Linked DNA regions of Homo sapiens: region 2 is linked to region 1. Evidence: read pairs that join two places in POLR2A ChIA-PET (ENCODE). Cell type or tissue: A673. All regions are shown on one strand.

What was found. ChIA-PET counts read pairs that join two places held together with the same protein. Peaks named below come from ENCODE experiments on the same cell type or tissue, not always from the same donor. Only the 100,000 strongest peaks of a DNase experiment are listed, where the experiment ranks them.
Region 2: POLR2A ChIA-PET joins it to region 1 with 6 read pairs; 2 of 35 experiments call an interaction of 5 or more read pairs at or near these places.

Annotation. Positions count from the first base shown.
Region 1 is chr17:48,738,753-48,743,752 of GRCh38, forward strand. It overlaps LOC105371811 (a long non-coding RNA gene), which reads left to right. Exons shown (of 3, transcript XR_934823.2): 3 at 4,372-4,713. Among named protein-coding and RNA genes, the nearest start is that of HOXB13, 13 kb to the left of the region's middle. In A673, no CTCF peak of the experiment used is centred here; no DNase peak of the experiment used is centred here.
Region 2 is chr17:48,987,005-48,992,004 of GRCh38, forward strand. No RefSeq gene overlaps it. Among named protein-coding and RNA genes, the nearest start is that of IGF2BP1, 7.9 kb to the right of the region's middle. In A673, no CTCF peak of the experiment used is centred here; a DNase peak (open chromatin) is centred at 4,207; H3K4me3 peaks cover 1,634 bases; H3K27ac peaks cover 3,884 bases.

The sequences.
Region 1 (5,000 bases):
TTTTCCCCCTTTTTGTCCCAGAGACATTCTTTCCTTCCTTCTGCGTGTGTAAACACACCTGGTCGGGCAGATTTTTCAGTAATCCCAATACTGAGTCACCTCACCGGCCGGGGTTTACTCCCCAGCTCCTGGATGGTAAAGCGCCCTGCGGCCCGCGGGTCAGGTCTTTAACGGTCCAGCCAGCGCAGCAAGAGAGCTGGGGAGTCTTCTTGCAGTCCCTTCCTCCTACTCACGCAAAGATCTCCTCTATGCTGGTAGGTGCACCTGCCCTCCACCGATCCTCACCCTGAGCGCAGGTCGTACCTCAAGGCGAAAACCCGCTTAGTGCGTTGGCGGGTGGAGAGCTGCCGCCTTCTTGATCCGGGACTGAGAAGCTGCACTCCCTGACGCCACTGTGGCCAGCACCTCGGGCCGCGCAGACCCCTACATCTCTAATCCCATAGCCCTCCAGGGGTCCTTGGGGCAGTCCCTTTGGAAAGTCTTCGAAGTGCAGGGTACTTTAAGTACCCTGTAGACGCCTTTTATTTAATCCGCACAACAAAAGAACGGGGCAGGAGTGGGGGGAAATTGTTACTTCCGTTTTGTAGATAAGAGAACTGAGCCGGGACGGTGGCTCACGCCTGCAGTCCCAGCACTTTGGGAGGCCAAGGCCGGCGGATCGCTTGAGCCCAGGAGTTCCAGATCAGCCTGGCTTGAACCCTGAATTTCTGTTGAATCCGAAGTTGGATGGTGCAGTGAGCCGTGATTGCGCTGCTGCACTCCAGCCAGGGAGACAGAGGGAGAACCAGTCTCAAAAAAGTAAAAGAAAACAAGAAAGCTGAGGTTTAGGAGATAATTTGTCCAACTTCTAGAGGCAAATCGAGGCTTTATGGCACCAAATCCTGATTCTGATATTTTCACTTCTCTTCCCTCTCCAAACACAAATCGTTGACACATTTTTATTTTATTTTATTTTATTTTATTTTATTTTATTTTATTTTATTTTGACACAGGGTCTCATTCCCTCACCTAGCCTGGAGTGCATTGGCGCGATCTCGACTCACTGCAGCCTCGACCTCCCGAGCTCAAGCAATCCTCCCACTTCAGTCCCCTCAGTAGCTGGGACCACAGGCACTTACCACCACGCCCAGCTAATTTTAAAATTTTTTATAGAGACGAGGTCTCGCCATGTTACCCAGGCTGGTCTCAAACTGCTGAGCTCAAGCGACCCTTCCACCTCAGCCTCCCAAAGTGCTGGGACGACAGGCATGAGCCACTGCAACCGACCATGACAAATTTTAAAATGGAAATAAATTTCATTATATCTCATTAGTATCTCAAACTAATACTAAAAACAGACTTAAGATATTTGGGAAATTATTAAAGGGAAAAGGGAAAAATTAAGGAATTTGGAAAAATCAAAACATGAACTCTAAAATAAAGAAACCCGGCTGGGAGTGGTGGCTCAAGCCTATAATCTCAGCATTTTGGGAGGCCGAGGCAGGTGGATCCTTGAGGTCAGGAGTTCAAGTCCAGCCTGGCCAACATGGTGAAACCCCATCTCTACAAAAATAAATAAATAAATAAATAAATTAGCCGGGCGTGGTGGCATATGCCTGTTGTCCCAGCCACTCGGGAGGCTAAGGCAGGAGAATTGCTTGAACCCGGGTGGCAGAGGTTGCAGTGAGCCAAGATCGTGCCACTGCACTCCAGCTTGGGTGACAGAGTGAGACTCCGTCTCAAAAAATGAAATAAAATGAAGAAAACCCTTTAATACACTGTCATCTTTTTTATCAGTGCCCCCCATGACTTCTAAAACTACAAAAGTGGGAACCAATTTCTGTCCTCTTCCTCCCACCCCATTCCTCCCACCCTGTTTTACTTTGGAGGCTGAGTCCACATGAGTAACAAAGGAGCTATACCTGGCAAATGTTCACCTAGAGTTGAATTGTGGGAGGCTCAAACTCCTCTAATGGCTCTGTTACCCACACTGACAGCAGAAAACTGTCATGTTTGGGTCAACAAGCATGGTTGGGTCAACCTGGTGCCAAAACACCTTCCAAGCCTGTCCCTTCTATGGGGGAAAAAAATGGGTATTTGGTGGGCACTGAGGATTCTGAATTTGATTTTATGGGTGGCTCTCAAAGCCTCACCCTTTAAAATTGAGGGTGAACATTGGTGTACATGTGTGGTTTTTTAGGACATGAGCCTACTGCTTTATTCTTTTCTTTTTCTTGAGACGGAGTCTCGCTCTGTTGCCCAGGCTGGAGTGTGGTGGCGTGATCTCGGCTCACTGCAACCTTCGCCTCCCGAGTTCAAGCGATTCTCCTGCCTCAGCCTCCTGAGTAGTTGGGATTATAGGCACACATCACCATGCCTGGCTAATTCTTGTATTTTTAGTAGAGACAGGGTTTCACCATGTTGGTCAGGCTGGTCTTGAACCCCTGACCTCGTGATCCACCCGCCACAGCCTCCCAAAGTGCTGGGATTACAGGTGTGAGCCACCGTGCCCAGCCTATTGATTTGTTTTCTAATGGCAAATTTTACAGATACAGAAAAGTAAACAAAAAAGTGTAATTCAACCCCTCATACCTATCACTCAGCTTCAACAATAATCAACTCATAGCCCATCTTATTGCATTTCTTTCTGGAGGTTTTTTGTTTCGTTTTGTTTTGTTTTGTTTTGTTTTTTTGAGACAGAGTCTCACTCTGCCTCCCAAGTAGCTGGGACTACAGGCGCCCACCACCACACCTGGCTAATTTTTTGTATTTTTAGTAGAGACAGGGTTTCACCTTGTTAGCCAGGATGGTCTCCATCTCCTGACCTCGTGATCCACCCACCTTGGCCTCCCAAAGTTATGATGAGCACCGGGCTCAGCCTTCTTTCTGGAGTATTTTAAAGCAAATCCCAGACTTCTTTTCTTTTTTTTTCTTTTTTTTTGTTCCAAAATTCTTCAGTTTGAATCTTTAACAGGTTTAAAAAAATTTTTTTTTGTTTTTAGAGATGGATCTTGCTCTGTCACCCAGGCAGGAGTGCAGTGTCACTGAAGCCTTGAACTCCTGGGCTCAAGGGATCCCACGCCTAGGACTACAGGACTACAGGCATGTGCTACCATGCCTGGGTACATTTTTTTTTTTTTGGTCGAGACGGGGGTTCCCAGATGGGTCTCAAACTCCCTTGTTCAAGTGATCTGCCTCTTTGGCTTCCCAAAGTGGTGGGATTATAGGCATGAGCCACTGCGCCCAGCCTAGTTTTATTTTATTTTTTGTAGAGACAAGGTCTCGCTTGTTGCCCAGGCTGGTCTCTAAACTCCTGGCCTCAAGGGATCCTCCAACCTTGGCCTTTTGAAGTGTTGGGATTATGGGCGTAAGCCACTCTTCTTTTGCTTTTTTTATATATAACCTTTATGTGATTGTCACACAGGACAAAATTGAGAATAATTCCTTAATACTATCCATGTTTGAATTTCCTAAGTTTTCTCAAAAATGTCTTTTTACAGTTAGTTTAAGTCAGGATCTAAACAAAGTTCATACATTACATTTGCTTGATGTCTCTCAACTGTCTTATAACCTATAACAATTGCTCCCAATCCATTTTTCATGCCATTACTTTATTTAAAAACCTGGGCCAACCCAGTTCTCAAAAGGTATTGGACATCCTCAGAAAAGATGACTGCTCTATGTTGAACCAAACAACTGATTCTTACAGGTTTCTTCCTCACTTGTCCTCTGGCTGTGGCAGCCAGATATGGACAGGAGAGCTACATCCTTCCCTCCACTCCCTGCCAAAGAAAGGAGAGCTGGGATAAGCAGTGCCCTCCCCTGCCCACCCACTATGTCACTTTCTGACTCCCTTTGGTCCCCTCATTGCTCTTGGAGTGAGAGACCTCATTCCTTCTCTCACTGGAGGCAGCCAAGAATGGGATCCTCTGGTGGGTCTTTGGATTATGTAAGTTTCAAACACTGGATACACAGCTCCAGATCTAAAGGCAAGATTGCTGCTCTAGAGGCAGGACTGTTCATTTCCTGCCTTGGGGATGCACCCAGAGGCCTGAATGCTTCCCAAGGAAACCAAAGAAAGAACATGGTCTGTTTCAGAGGTGGAGTGGCCAGTCTAGCTCTGCCATCTCTCACTCCTTCCTGCCTTTAGGGTACCACTGAGGTGGAAAGCCTGAACTGCTGTCTCTGCTCTGGCTTGTGCTCAAGCTGTGTGTCCTTGGACTGGCCATCTCCTCTCTGCAGCCCTCGGTCTTCTCATTTGTAAAATGGAAGTGATCCTCTCTGCCCATACTTCCTTACAGGGCTGCTTGGAGACAATCAATCAAGATGAGGGAAATTGAGATTCTACAAAGAGTGTGATGCCTACATAACAAAGTATTGTTTTTCTCACAGTTGGTGGTATTTGAGGAGAAGGTGAAGATTTTGGTTGGAAGAGGGACCAGCAGACAAACTTGTTCTCTTGTGTATAAAAAGCCATAACACGCCCCACATCCCTCAAGCTAGGAAGAAACCTGGGCTGGATGGTGACCCACTGGAGAAGCTGTGACATCCTAGCATGGGGAAGAGTACCAGGATGCCCACTCCTCTTCCCCAGGAACCACCAAGGAGCCTGGAGCCTGGCTTTATCTCAGCCCTGAGTCCCCCTCTCCCGGTGCGCACACCCCTAACTTTTTTTTTTTAGATGGAATCTTGCTCTGTCGCCCAGGCTGGAGTGCAACGGCAGCTCACTGTAACCTCCACCTCCCAGGTTCAAGCGATTCTCCTGCCTCAGCCTCCCGAGTAGCTGGGATTACAGGCGCGTGACTCCATGCCTGGCTAATTTTTGTATTTTTAGTAGAGGTAGGGTTTCACCATGTTGACCAGGGTGGTCTGGAACTCCTGATCTCAGGTGATCTGCCTGCCTCCACCTCCCAAAGTGCTGGAATTACAGGTGTGAGCTACCGCGCCCGGCCAATCTGGGGCTCCTAGCTTTGGTGCACCAACTACTCAAATCCCCAACTTCTCTCCAAGAGGAATTTCAA
Region 2 (5,000 bases), 250 kb after region 1:
CTGCAGCCTCCGCCTCCCGGGTTCAAGCGATTCTTGTGCCTCAGCCTCCCGAATAGCTGGGATTACAGGCGCCTGCCACCATGCCCAGCTAATTTTTGTATTTTTAGTAGAGACAGGATTTCACTTTGTTGGCCAGGCTGGTCTCAAACTCCTGACCTTAAGTGATCTGTCGCCTTGGCCTCCCAAAGTGCTGGGATTATAGGCTTGAGCCACCACGCCTGGCCTGTGCTGTTTTAAGAATGATAAAACAAGCACTGTGTAGTTGCTACATGGATTAAGAACTAGAACATCCTCAATATCTCTTTTTTTTTCTCAATATCTTTGAAGTGCCTTCTGTGCCCCTCTGCAATCAGCCCTGTGCTACTTCCCCAGAATGAACCACACTCTGGAATTTTGTTCATCATTCTTTTTACTTTTGTTAAAGTGTTACCTTTTCTGAATGTATACCTAAACAATACATTGTTTAGTTTTGGATATTTTGGAACTTATGTAAACAAAACCATAATGTGTCTGTTCCTCAGTTCTAGGTTTTGTTTTGCTTTTTACCTTAAATAATTTTTTTAAGAGATGGAGACTTCTTATGTTGCCCAGGCTGGATTCAAATTCCTGGGCTCAAGCAACCCTCCCTCCTCAGCCTCCTGAGTAATTGGGACTAATGGTGCGCACCTTTGCTTCCCAGGTTTTTTAGATTAACGCTGTGAGACTCATCCATCTTGGCTTGTGTGGGTGAAGTTCATTCATTGACACCGCTTATTAGTACTTCACTGAATGAGTATACCAGGCATTATTATCTGTTCTCCTATTGATAAACTTTAGTATGGTTTCTAGTTTTGCTATTATAAGCAATGCTGCTGTGGATATGCTTGTACAACATGTCTCTGGGCACGGATTTCTGCAGGTAATTTCTAGTCTTTTATGCACGTGTAGTTAAATTTTTTTTAAAAAGGTTCCAATCATATGAACTATATGAACACAAATACTGTTTTGTGTTCATTTTCTGTAAACTTTTTCTCAAATTTCTCTAAACCCTTTGGAATGTAATATTTCAAGTGGTTATGCTAGAAGTTATTTGAATATTCCTCTTTTAATATTTATATTGTTAAAACTTTTCTTCCTTTCTTTTTTCTTTTTCTTTTTCTAGACAGGATCTCACTCTGTTGCCTAAGCTGGAGTGCAGTGGCACCCATCTCGGCTCACTGTAGCCTTGATCTCCTGGGCTCAAGCGATCCTTCCACCTCAGTCTCCCGAGTAGCTGGGACAACAGGCATGTGCCACCAAGCCCGGCTAATTTTTTTTTATTGTTGTTTGTTTATTTTTTTTTTTGAGACGGAGTCTTGCTCTGTCGCCCAGGCTGGAGTGCAGCGACGCGATTTCTGCTCACTGCAAGCTCCGCCTCCTGGGTTCACGCCATTCTCCTGCCTCAGCCTCCCGAGTAGCTGGGACTACAGGCGCCCGCCACCACGCCTGGCTAATTTTTTTGTATTTTTAGTAGAGACGGGGTTTCACCGTGTCAGCCAGGATGGTCTGGATCTCCTGACCTCGTGATCCGCCCACCTCGGCCTCCCAGAGTGCTGGGATTACAGGCGTGAGCCACCGCGCCTAGCTCCCAAGCGCGGCTAATTTTTAAAATTTTTCGTAGAAATGAGGTCTCATTGTGTTTCCCATGCTGGTCTCGAATTCGTGGGCTCAAGTGCTCCTCTGGCCTCAGCCTCCCAAAGTGGGGGGATTACAGGCATGAGCCACCTTGCCCAGCTGAAAGTTTTTTTTGACGGTTATTAATAACACATCTTTATTCATTGTTTTGTTTGTTTGTTTTTTGAGTCGGAGTTTCATTCTTGTTGCCCAGGCTGGAGTGCAATGGCACAATCTCGGCTCACTGCAACCTCTGCCTCCTGGGTTCAAGCAATTCTCCTACCTCAGCCTCCCGAGTAGCTGGGATTACAGGCATGCACCACTACGCCCGGCTAATTTTTGTATTTTTAGTAGAGACAGAGTTTCTCCATGTTGGTCAGGCTGGTCTCGAACTCCTGACCTCATGTGATCCACCGGCCTCGGCCTCCCAAAGTGCTGGGATTACAGGTGTGAGCCACCGCACCCGACCCTGTTTGTTTGTTTAGATTTTTTTAAACCAATTTTTTTTTTTTGCCTTTAAAAATATCATGATATCATGCCTGCAATCCCAACACTTTGGGAGGCCAAGGTGGGAGGATCTCTTGGTGCCAGGAGTTCATGACCAGCCTGGGCAATATAGTGAGATCCGGTCTCTACGAAATAAATAAATAAATAAATAAATAAATAAATAAATAAATAAAAATGAGCTGGGCATAGTGGTAGCTTGCCTGTAGTCCCAGCTGCTCAGGAGGCTGGGGTGGGAGGATCACCTGAGCTCAGGAGATCAAGGCTACAGTTAGCTCTAATTGTGTCACTGAACTCCAGCCAGGGCGACAGTGAGATTCTGTCTCTTAAAAAAAAAAAGATAAAATATACATAATAAAATTTACAATTTTAACCATTTGAAGCATAAAATTCAGTGGCTTTAAGTACATTCACACTGTTATGCAACCATTACACTACCCATCTCATGAATTTTTTCATCCAAAATTGAAATTCTGTACCAACTACGAATCATCCATTTATCCTTTTGCTTTGGCTTATTTTACTTAGCATGTTTCCAAAGTTCATCCATATTGCAGTAGGTATCAGAATTTCATTCCTGTTTAAGGCTGAATAATTTTTTTTTTTTTACATACTGGATTTTTTTGTAGAGAGGTTACTCAATAGTGCAATTTCTAAGTGAAAGAGAAATTAATTTTTAAAGGTTCTTGTTGCCTTAAAATTGTCCTCCCACACAGCCATATGGAATGTTTATTTCACTATATTCTTGCTAGTAATGAGTATTATAAATATATTTAAAAACACGCAACCTTACTATTTTCATGAACTGCTTAGTTTTTGTTTTAATTTAGCCTGCTATAAAAATTGGTTTGCTTTCTCCTTGGGTGTTCATAGCTGTATTGACAGGTAGGACATTAGGTGAACATCTGCTCTGGCTGAGGGGCTATAACAGACGACCTGGGGACCAATGAGAAGGGCTGTCTTGGGGTAACGTTTTTGCTTTGGATGATATACAAAATAAGAAATCTTTATGTATGTAGTTAGTGGGGTGCTAGTTACATTCCCAGAAGGAAGAACCTAAGAGAGCTCTTGGCAGTAGGTGTATGTGGGTTACCTCCTTAAGACTGTCATCCTGGCTGTGGGGCACTAGAGGATATCAGAATGGCAAAGGGCTCTGTAATTAATTCTGATGGTGGCTGTGATTGCCTGAAGCCCTCAGTTGAGAATTCTGAGCCGGTGTGACCAGACACAGAGGAAAGCGGTTGCTGACCTTGGGTACAGAACTGCCATGGGCACAAAACTGTCATGGGAACAGAACCAGGGAGCAACAAGCTCAAGCTCAGAGATGCCCCTTGGTTGCTATTTTTGATATAGACCAATTATCCTTTTAAATGACTACATTTATCTGTATTTCATCTGATTGTGTTGTATTTATTTAAAAGAAAAAGGCGCTTACAGGCTGAAAACAGCATCTTATCTGATCACAATGATCACATCTTCTCAGATAGTATCAAATATACTTATTCAGTAGATTTTTACTGTCAGCACTGTTAGACACCCTGGGTGATACAGAGGCTTTGCCCTCAAGGATTTGGTCATAAAATGCTAATTACAAATTTAGTTATAAGCAAAGTAGGACATGGAAAAATGACACAAAAATGTCAAAGTGTCTGATGAATGTTCAGCCAATAAAAACTGGGAATACTGGAGCGGAGTTGTTCTGGGAACTGAATCATCCTGAGGTTCTCCTAAAAAATGTAACAAGTTTCCCCTTTTGGTGTATAAAATAATTCAAGCATCTCTGCATCCTTCCCTTTCACTAGAAGTAAGTTTGAATGAGAACAAGTTAGTGATAGTGGGAGAGGGAGAAGAAAAAGGACAGAAAGTTTGGTTAGGTATATTGATTTAAGAGAAGGAACAAATCAGTTGAGGGGCAGAGGAGCAGGAGAATAATAAAAGGGTAAAGAGAAGCAACAAAGAAAAAGAAAAATTGAAAAGAGGGTAAAGGTAAAGGGGGAGGAGGAAAGGAACTGACAGTGTCCGGAGCGGGAAGAAAAATGGAGGAACAAAAGGAGAGGGGGAGGAAGAGAGAGGGGAGGGGCAGGGGCAGGGGGAGGGGCAGGGAGGAAGAGGAAGGTAGGAAAAAAGATGGGTCAGGAACCTCATTTTAAAGCAATTTAGAAATAACTCTGAATTCTTTCCCTATACACTTTATAAACACATTTTAGAAATGAAAAGAAAATTATAAGAATGTACTCAATAATTTATTATATAAATGCTCACCAAATATTTTCAGATTGTGTTTAAGAGTGGAAATTAAGTTGTGTTGATAATAATTCTTTAAAAAAAAAAAGGTGGAGGTGTTTATAGGAGAGTTGGGTGAACCAAAATTCTCTCTAGATTGTTAACTCATGAAAATTAGGAGTCACTTTTAGAATTGTGTCTCAGTTTAGTCAAACAACCATTTAAAACAAAAATGCCATACTATTAGGCTGAGTCTCTTTTCTTTGTAAATCTGGTTTGTACATGAAGACAGATTGAACTGTTTTAAATTAATTTTTTGGTGATGAAATACTAGTGAAATAATATTTCTTAATTTTTAAAATTTAAAACAACAAAAAACCCCAACATAGCAGCATTATCCCTAGTAACTGAAATATTTGTGGCAGCTCCTGAAAAAAAATCCTAAACAGGAGTAGTCAGTTAATCTCATCATTAGGGGTAAAATTTTTAGAAAAGCAAACGAAAATAATTTGCTGAGTTAAAAAATTCTTTTAGTCTTAAAATGTATAGATGTTGTGTAGCTAAAATGGAAACTTCATGAAGTTTGACATGTAACTGATTAATTTCGAATTAAAATAATTTAAATATTTAGAAGATATGTT